2 separate regions of the Homo sapiens genome follow, and region 2 is linked to region 1. A link is a contact called in ENCODE Hi-C or POLR2A ChIA-PET data. All regions are on one chromosome and are shown on one strand. The core of a region is the stretch at or near the end of the contact, and the rest is flanking DNA. Distances in the headings are between cores, read along the strand shown. Region 1 has its middle 32 kb from the start of HIF1A. Region 2 overlaps HIF1A (hypoxia inducible factor 1 subunit alpha).

Region 1 (3,999 bases), core at 1,490-3,989:
TGGGTGGATCACGAGGTCAAGAGATTGAGACCTTCTTGGCTAACCTGGTGAAACCCCGTTTCTACTAAAAATATAAAAATTAGCTGAGCATGGTGGTGCGCACCTATAGTCCCAGCTACTCGGGATGCTGAGGCAGGAGAATCACTTGAACCCAGAAGGTGGATGTTGCAGTGATCTGAGATCGCGCCACTGCACTCCAGCCTGGTGACAGAGCGAGACTCCGTCTCAAAAAAAAAAAAAAAGAAAGAAAAGTCATGAACAACCTTCCATGTCAATAAATGGTTGCACTGTTAATAGTTGTATGGTATTCCATTTAATAAACCCACCGCAATTTATTTAATCAATCTCCCACTGAGAAACATTTGGATCAGCTCAAATTTTTCACTATTGGCATACATCTGATGACCTGATTTTTAAGGTGACTCTTCAAGCACTTGTAAAAGATATTTTGGGGCAGACTGTGGGAAGAGTAGAGTAGGGATATGAGGGAGCCCAGGGAGGGAAATGTTTTATGAATTGATATTGTTCTTGGTACATAAAGGACATCAGTTAACGGGAATGAGGTGGGGAAGGGATAGCGTGTAGTGGGAGAAAGTCAGAGAGGGTGAAATGACAGACATGGAGAGAGAAAGAGGAACCCATAAAGACAAACAGATGGAGAGAGAGAGAATGTGACAAGAATAGATATAGAGAGATTCAAATAATCCTCAAGGATGCTCAAAATAATAAAAAATAGTTTTGTGATGATTGCCAAAAAGGCCAATAGCATTTATAGAATTCAAGTGATGATACGTCATTGAAAGAAAGAAAAGGGGATTTTTCTGTGAGACAAATTGCCCAAAACCTGAGGGGGAGTTTTGTCATCAAAATACATAAGGAGTAATCTTTTAAAAACTCTGAAACAAAGAGCAAATAATTTAAAGAAATCTCGGCCAAGCAAGGTGGTTCATGCTTGTAATTCTAGCGCATTGAAAGTTTGAGGCGGGAGGACAGCTTGAAGCCAGGAGTTCAAGACCAGCCTGGGCAACATAGTAAGACTCCTCTCTAAAAAGCAAAAATAAAAAAAATTAACTGGATATAGTGGTGGGTGCCTATATTCCCAGCTACTTGGGAGGCTGAGGCACGAGGATCACTTGAGTCCAGAAGTCTGAGGTTGCAGTGAGCCATGATCGTACCACTGCACTCCAGCCTGAGTGACAGGCTGACAGAGTGGGACGCTGTCTCAGAAAAAAAAAGAAAAGAAAAAGAAAAAATAAAGAAATCTCATTCTACTTTACTTACCACACACATATGTTCATATCATGTGTTAAACATTGTCTTTTAAAAAATAGCTTAGGGCCAGATGTGTTGCCTCAGGCCTGTAATCCCAGTACTTTGGGAGGCCAAGGTGGAAGAACTGCTTGAGGTCAAGAGTTAGAGACCAGCCTGGGCAACATACTGAGACTCTGTCTCTATTTCAAAACAAGCAAACAGCTTAGAAAATCATTTTCTTTAACTCTTACCTCTGATGCTTTTAATTATGTGTTCTCTTATGGTGATTGGCTGGGGTTAAAATATTCTGTAGCATTGCTTTGCATCATAGCCCCAGAGAAAATGAAAGGGGAAGAAGGAGTTAGCTTCCCTTTTCCCCGCTGTTCTGCCTGCTTCCTGTTTCAGAAAAATTAAAATAAGGTGTGAACAGCCACTTTCTCTTGAACATATTCTTCCATATATACTGGGGTAGGGTGAGGCATGTATTTGTGGGGGCTGGAGGATGGCCTCTGTTACAAAATTTCCTATGGACATTCCTTATCTACACTAGTGGGGAACAATGAAAATTACTTGTACAATGAACATCACTTATACAGGACGCGTATTACGGTACATTCTAATTTTTAAAAATATCAACTCACATAAAGAGGAGGCCAACCCTGACTTATCTCATGGGCAAGCTGTATGGCACAAATGAAATTACTAATGTGAAAGTGTTCGGTCAACTCTAAAGGTCCTTACAAGTTTGTGGGTTTTTTTTTTTTTTCAGACAGAGTTTTGCTCTTCTTGCCCAGGCTAGAGTGCAATGGCATGATCTCGGCTCACCGCAACCTTCACCTCCTGGGTTCAAGCGATTCTCCTGCCTCATCCTCCGGAGTAGCTGGGATTACAGACGCCCGCCACCACGCCCAGCTAATTTTGCATTTTTAAGGGAGACAGGGTTTCTCCATGTTGGTCAGGCTGGTTTCGAACTCCCAACCTCAGGTGATCCGCCCACCTCAGCCTCCCAAAATACTGGAATTACAGGTGTGAGCCACCACGCCTGGCCACGTTTGAGGTCTTTTTAATGATTAGAAATTTCTTATACTCTGGCATCTGTAGAATCCATTCAAAGCCATAAATTTCTGCTTCTTTCCCACACCTGGTGGGAGAAATGGGGGAATAGGCCCACAAATCGCCTTGGCTTTTGTGGTCTCCCAGTATGCTCTTTTGCATGGACAGAAAAATGAGGGAAATGCTTTTACCTTCATCAAACCTATTGGAAATGGTTAAGTTTCCCTTCTTTTGACTAAAACAAAACTAAAAACCACAAGAAACCTACTCAAGATTGGCTCATATGAATCACATCCTGTGTGGAACCCTGTCCTGTGTCAATGACACTTAGACACAGAGCAAAGAAGGGAGAGGGTGGGTCACTGTTTCTAAATGCAACGAAGGGCACTTTCATTAAAGCACTAAGGCTGCATGCTCAACAGGTTTAGCATGACTCAGCAAGATGGGTCACTGAACACCATCCACCCAAGGGCAAATGAGCTTGTCCAATCACATGACCTACAAGATCAGGGGATAGCAAACCAGACCTATGGTTTGCTGAACAGCCTGCACAAGCCAGTCCCGTTACATACAGAACAGTCAGAGGAGAAGGTCACCGCCAGGGCAGTGGAGACCACTGCGGATCCTCTTCTCAACACTGCTCTACCATGTTACCTTGTGTCTAGTTGTGTGTCTGCCAACCACTTCTACAGAAGGTGCTGAGGCAAACCTCCTCAAAGGTTCTGATTTGGATCTTCCATTTGGAGAAGACTTTGAGTCTGTCCATATTCGTGGCTTTTTTTTCTTGCACTGGGAACTGATGCATTGCAGACACAAATGAGCCCAATGTATTTTAAGCGAGAAAAAGTTCCCACCCTCACCACCAATTACACCCTTGTCATTTTTTTCTTGTTCTAGTACCTACGTGTGATTTAGTACTTTCCGAGCATTCCATTCTTTCTGAAAGCATAAGCACTAATATGTGTAATTTGCTTGCCTTGTCATTCTGAAATCTTTTAATGCATACAGTTCAGACATCCTGTTTGTTTAATATGAGCAATGCCAACTTTATTTACTGTAATAAATGTACTTCTTTATTCTTCTGGAAAAAAAGGGAAATTAATTGAAAAAGACACATTTAAGCTATTCCAGTGTGTAATACAGAGGCTGCTGGTAAAATATAATACAATGTCAGGGAATTCCACAATCTTGTTTGCTTTTTGGTTTCATTTTCATATTTTTCTTAAATATGGCATTGCTACAGTACAAAGTAGAAGAACATATTTTAGTGTCTGATTCACAGTCTCTTTACTAACTTTGGAACTTTAAAACCTGGGCAACTCTGATAGTGAGAGGGTTCAAGAAAATTGACATATGTGGTGAAATGTACTTTTGTGGCCTAGCTTTGCGTTTCAGAGCTGTTATACAGTCAGATTTTTTTAAATGAATATCTGCAACTGTTCCAACAATTCTGGTTTATGAAAATGTTGCTGGTTTTGCATAGGAACTTCATAACCTGCATGATATTACTCATGGGTATTTGTGGGTTTTGCTTTAGATATGGAAAGGACGCCTCTTGGCAAACATATTTTTTCTTTTGCTTCTCAGAGGTTTTGTATTCAGCTCAAAAATCCCCAGTATCTGTTTCCTTAGGTTCATGGGCTCCTTTAAACTTTACATTTGTATTTCTATTTTTTTTTCCAGTCAACTTCATGG
Region 2 (3,938 bases), core at 1,254-3,753, 58 kb before region 1:
TTTGTAATTCAAGAGGTACTTTCCAAAAATCTTAGAACACATGATTTTTTAAATAATTATGATCAGTATACACTGTTTAACAAGATAAAAATGTAGAAAGACTTTAATTTTTTAATTCAAGAGGTAGTTTCCAAAAAATCTTGGAACACTTGATTATTTTTAACAATTAATTCCTAAGAATTAGAGGTCTTACTCTCTATTTTTGTTAATATGTGGGCATCCACAATGTAATACTTTATAATCTAACTACACGGTCTCGAATTATTGAGAACATCCAAAGAAGTCAAATAAGCAGTTGTTTGTCTTAAAATTCTGGTGAACTTTTTTTATTGGGCCTTAGACTCAAACTGGCACCTCAACTTTAATGACTGTCTAAAGTCCTATTATCTGCCATTTGTATTATAATTTCTCCTTGCCTTAATGGTGTATTTTAATTTTTAACTCCACCAGGTGTGGTGGCGCATGCCTATAATCCTAGCACTTTGGGAGGCTGAGCCAGGAGGATCACTTGAGTCCAGGAGTTTAAGACCAGCCTGGGCAATACAGCAAGAACCCCTATCACAATTTAAAAAGAAAAGGAAAAAAAAGGTAGCCTGGGCGTGGTGGCTCATGCCTGTAATCCCAACACTTTGAGAGGCCGAGGTGAGAGGATGGCTTAAGCCCAGTAGTTCAAGACCAGCCTGAGCAGCATAGTGAGACTTTGTCTCTACAAATAATTTTTAAAAATTTAGCTGGGCATGGTAGCACGCGTCTGTGGTCCCAGCTAACTTGGGAGACTGAGGTGGGAGGATCGCTTGAGTCCCAGCGGTCAAGGCTGCAGTCAGCTGATTGTGCCACTGCACTCCAGCATGGGCAAAAGAGCGAGACCCCATCTTAAAAAAAAAAAAAAAAAGTTATTTGTAACTCTCTTGGTCATGATTTTACTTTTCCATTTTATTTCTCACACCCACACAATTATTTATGCAATTAGGTGGGCTTTCAAAATGAAATTCCTAAAAACTAAAATAATAGTTTTAACAAAGAATAGACATTTTATTAAACATGAAATAACATTTTGCCTTGGGTAAGTACAATAGCAAAGTTTAATAATTAGCAATAGTATCTTATTATGTAAAACCACCTGTCACATTAAATCAAACAACAGACTTTTCTTACCATTTCTGTGTGTAAGCATTTCTCTCATTTCCTCATGGTCACATGGATGAGTAAAATCAAACACACTGTGTCCAGTTAGTTCAAACTGTAAACACATTTTTAAAAATTAGGGCTAGATCATAAAATCATAAAAACATATAGAAGAGCTCTTAATATGTGTGCATTTTACCTGAGTTAATCCCATGTATTTGTTCACATTATCAGAAATGTAAATCATGTCACCATCATCTGTGAGAACCATAACAAAACCATCCAAGGCTTTCAAATAAAAGCAATTCATCTGTGCTTTCATGTCATCTTCAATATCCAAATCACCTAAAAAGGGCACAAGAAGAGGAAAATAATTAGTTAAAAAGTTGTACTTAAATGATATAATATTTAGATGTTTTTACAAAGTTTTCTCGCAGACACTTTATTTAATATATACAGCCATTTCAACACAGAAAAGTGCAGGCCAGAAGCTAGAAAAACTATAATTAGATGTGCCAGCTGCTTTTCATGATTAAAGTAATGCAGCAAAGCAAACCATAGAAGAAGAAAGAAGAGTAATGTTTTTTATTTATTTATTTATTTTATTATTTTTGAGATGGAGTCTCACTCTGCCGCCCAGGCTGGAGTGCAGTGGCTTGATCTCGGCTTACTGCAAGCTCCGCCCTCTGAGTTTAAGCAATTCTCCTGCCTCAGCCTCCCTAGTAGCTGAGATTACAGGCACCTACCAGCGTGCCCATCTAATTTTTTATATTTTTGGTATATATGGGGTTTCACCATCTTGGCCAGGCTGGTCTTGAACTCCTGACCTCATGATCCACCCGCCTCAGCATCCCAAAGTTCTGGGATTACAGGCGTGAGCCACCGCGCCCGGCCTGAGTCATGTTTTTTAAAGGAAGAAAGGTAGATGGAACAGGAGAAAAAGGGGGGAGGGGAAAAGCCAGTATCTTATTCCTGACTAAAGCTTTAAAAGCAGGTAATAAAAAGGATGTTATATTAGAAAAGAATTGAGAGTATGTTTAAGAGAATAAAGCAAAACAAATTATGTGCATAAAGAATGATTATTTCAAAGAATAACTGATGAGAAAAAAATGAAGCTTGATAAAAATAGTGAGAATTACAGAAAAATTTTTAAACGTGTACATATCACAATATAAAGAGGTATACAAAATCAAAACATTGCGACCACCTTCTAAAAATAATTTCTATTTACTTCTAACTTCTAATTTTCAGGCCTATTTATACCCTTGTAAAATAACTCACCAGCATCCAGAAGTTTCCTCACACGCAAATAGCTGATGGTAAGCCTCATCACAGAGGCCTTATCAAGATGCGAACTCACATTATGTGGAAGTGGCAACTGATGAGCAAGCTCATAAAAAACTTCAGATTCTTTACTTCGCCGAGATCTGGCTGCATCTCGAGACTTTTCTTTTCGACGTTCAGAACTTATCCTACTTAACAACAACAAGAAAAACACGAGATGGAAAGTGTATACAAGTTAGTTTGCCTTAACTTGAATAAAACTTTACATTTCTGCTTATCACAGAAGGATTAGAAGATGCCATGTAATTAAGTTACATGGAGATTTGTCTACTAGATTAATGTACTTTTATAAAGGGCAACTATACAAATTTTGGATTACTGCACACATAAGGAACTCTCACAAAAAGTCCAAAACCAAGCTTTAAACCTGTCGGAAGCAGGTGTTTCCTCCCCAGCATATGTAATTGGAGAGAATGTTTTTATTTTAGGCAAAAATTTAAAGTAGCCTGTACATCTAAGGCTGTACTTCATAGAATTCAAAAGTAGTCTCAATACAGAGAAACCACGATTAAGGCTAGAGAAACTACCTAAAGTTGTACATAATAACTTGAAAACAGGAGTTGTTAGCAGGTAGAACGGTAATAGCTACAAACTGATTTCTACTTGTTTCTTTAGACTCCAGTACTTTCTCACCCTTTTACCACATGAATAACACTGACGATAAGCTATAGGAACTGACATTAGCAGCTATAAGCCAGTGCAGGTTGCCTCCTCCCTTAGCAGCCCCTTATCTATTACTGGCACAACAGGTGCCAAATAAATGCAGGAATATGGAAGAAAAAAAGCTGTGGCACACACAATATCCAGAATTTAGAGGGATAGGTTAGCAAAAATAAAGGTGTCAATACAATGACATATCTTCAGGGAACTCTTCCAAGAAGGAAATCAGAAAGATTTTCATTGTCACACCAAGCAAAAGCTGTCTTCCTTTGCTTAACTGCCTAGTGACATCTAATAGCTTGTTGAATAGCAACAGTTTATTAAAGGTTACCATGTGCCAACATTACCCTGTACTAGGTGCCTAGTTCTCTCACAACCTGTAAATAGGTTAAATATTGTCCCTATTTTACAAATGAGGGAACTGGCGTTCAATAGGTTAAAAGTAGCCATTATGTAGCAAATAGGATTTGAACCCAGGTGTTTTAAAGTCTTTGCTCTTCCACAGTATTTCTCTTCTTAATGGGGAATGCTGCTTCTACTTTAAACACTCACATGATCTCCTATGCCCCTCAACTCACTCCTGTTAAATAGATTCTTCACCAAATGTTAAAAACAGCTATTATGATTTAGTGAGCATTGGGCAGTATGCTAAATAAGGACTTTTAGCCAGCATTATTTTACTTAATCCTCCTTACATCCTGTGAATGAAGTACCGAATTGTCTCCACCCCAAATCTCTCCTCCTTCCAAATGATCTGCAAAGTTGAAAGGTACAACCATAGAAGCAACATTCTGGAGTAACAAGCACAG

Evidence for each region. A loop is a pair of places that touch in the nucleus more often than their neighbours do. ChIA-PET counts read pairs that join two places held with the same protein, here RNA polymerase II (POLR2A). Pooled maps may share reads with other maps.
Region 2: a map with no recorded cell type shows a loop between it and region 1 (3-fold over the local background). The contact joins two enhancer-like sites. A Hi-C loop is called at or near these places in 2 of 168 maps with a recorded cell type or tissue (naive thymus-derived CD4-positive, alpha-beta T cell and natural killer cell), 2 of 37 single-sample maps with no recorded cell type and 9 of 50 pooled maps. POLR2A ChIA-PET finds 5 or more read pairs at or near these places in 11 of 52 experiments (CD4-positive, alpha-beta T cell, GM12878, T-cell and 6 more).

The regions. Positions count from the first base shown.
Region 1 is chr14:61,661,416-61,665,414 of GRCh38, reverse strand. No RefSeq gene overlaps it. Among named protein-coding and RNA genes, the nearest start is that of HIF1A, 32 kb to the left of the region's middle. Within about 2 kb of position 2,739, at least 18 of the 41 ENCODE cell types and tissues checked have a DNase peak (open chromatin) inside an H3K27ac peak, as active enhancers do; they include CD4-positive, alpha-beta T cell and natural killer cell, where a contact is called at or near this core.
Region 2 is chr14:61,719,041-61,722,978 of GRCh38, reverse strand. It overlaps HIF1A (hypoxia inducible factor 1 subunit alpha), which reads right to left. Exons shown (of 15, transcript NM_001530.4): 2 at 2,407-2,597; 3 at 1,325-1,470; 4 at 1,156-1,240. The region is part of intron 1 of HIF1A-AS3 (HIF1A antisense RNA 3); the gene reads left to right. Among named protein-coding and RNA genes, the nearest start is that of HIF1A-AS1, 25 kb to the right of the region's middle. RefSeq lists an enhancer at 3,191-3,240. Within about 2 kb of position 2,503, at least 7 of the 41 ENCODE cell types and tissues checked have a DNase peak (open chromatin) inside an H3K27ac peak, as active enhancers do; they include CD4-positive, alpha-beta T cell and natural killer cell, where a contact is called at or near this core.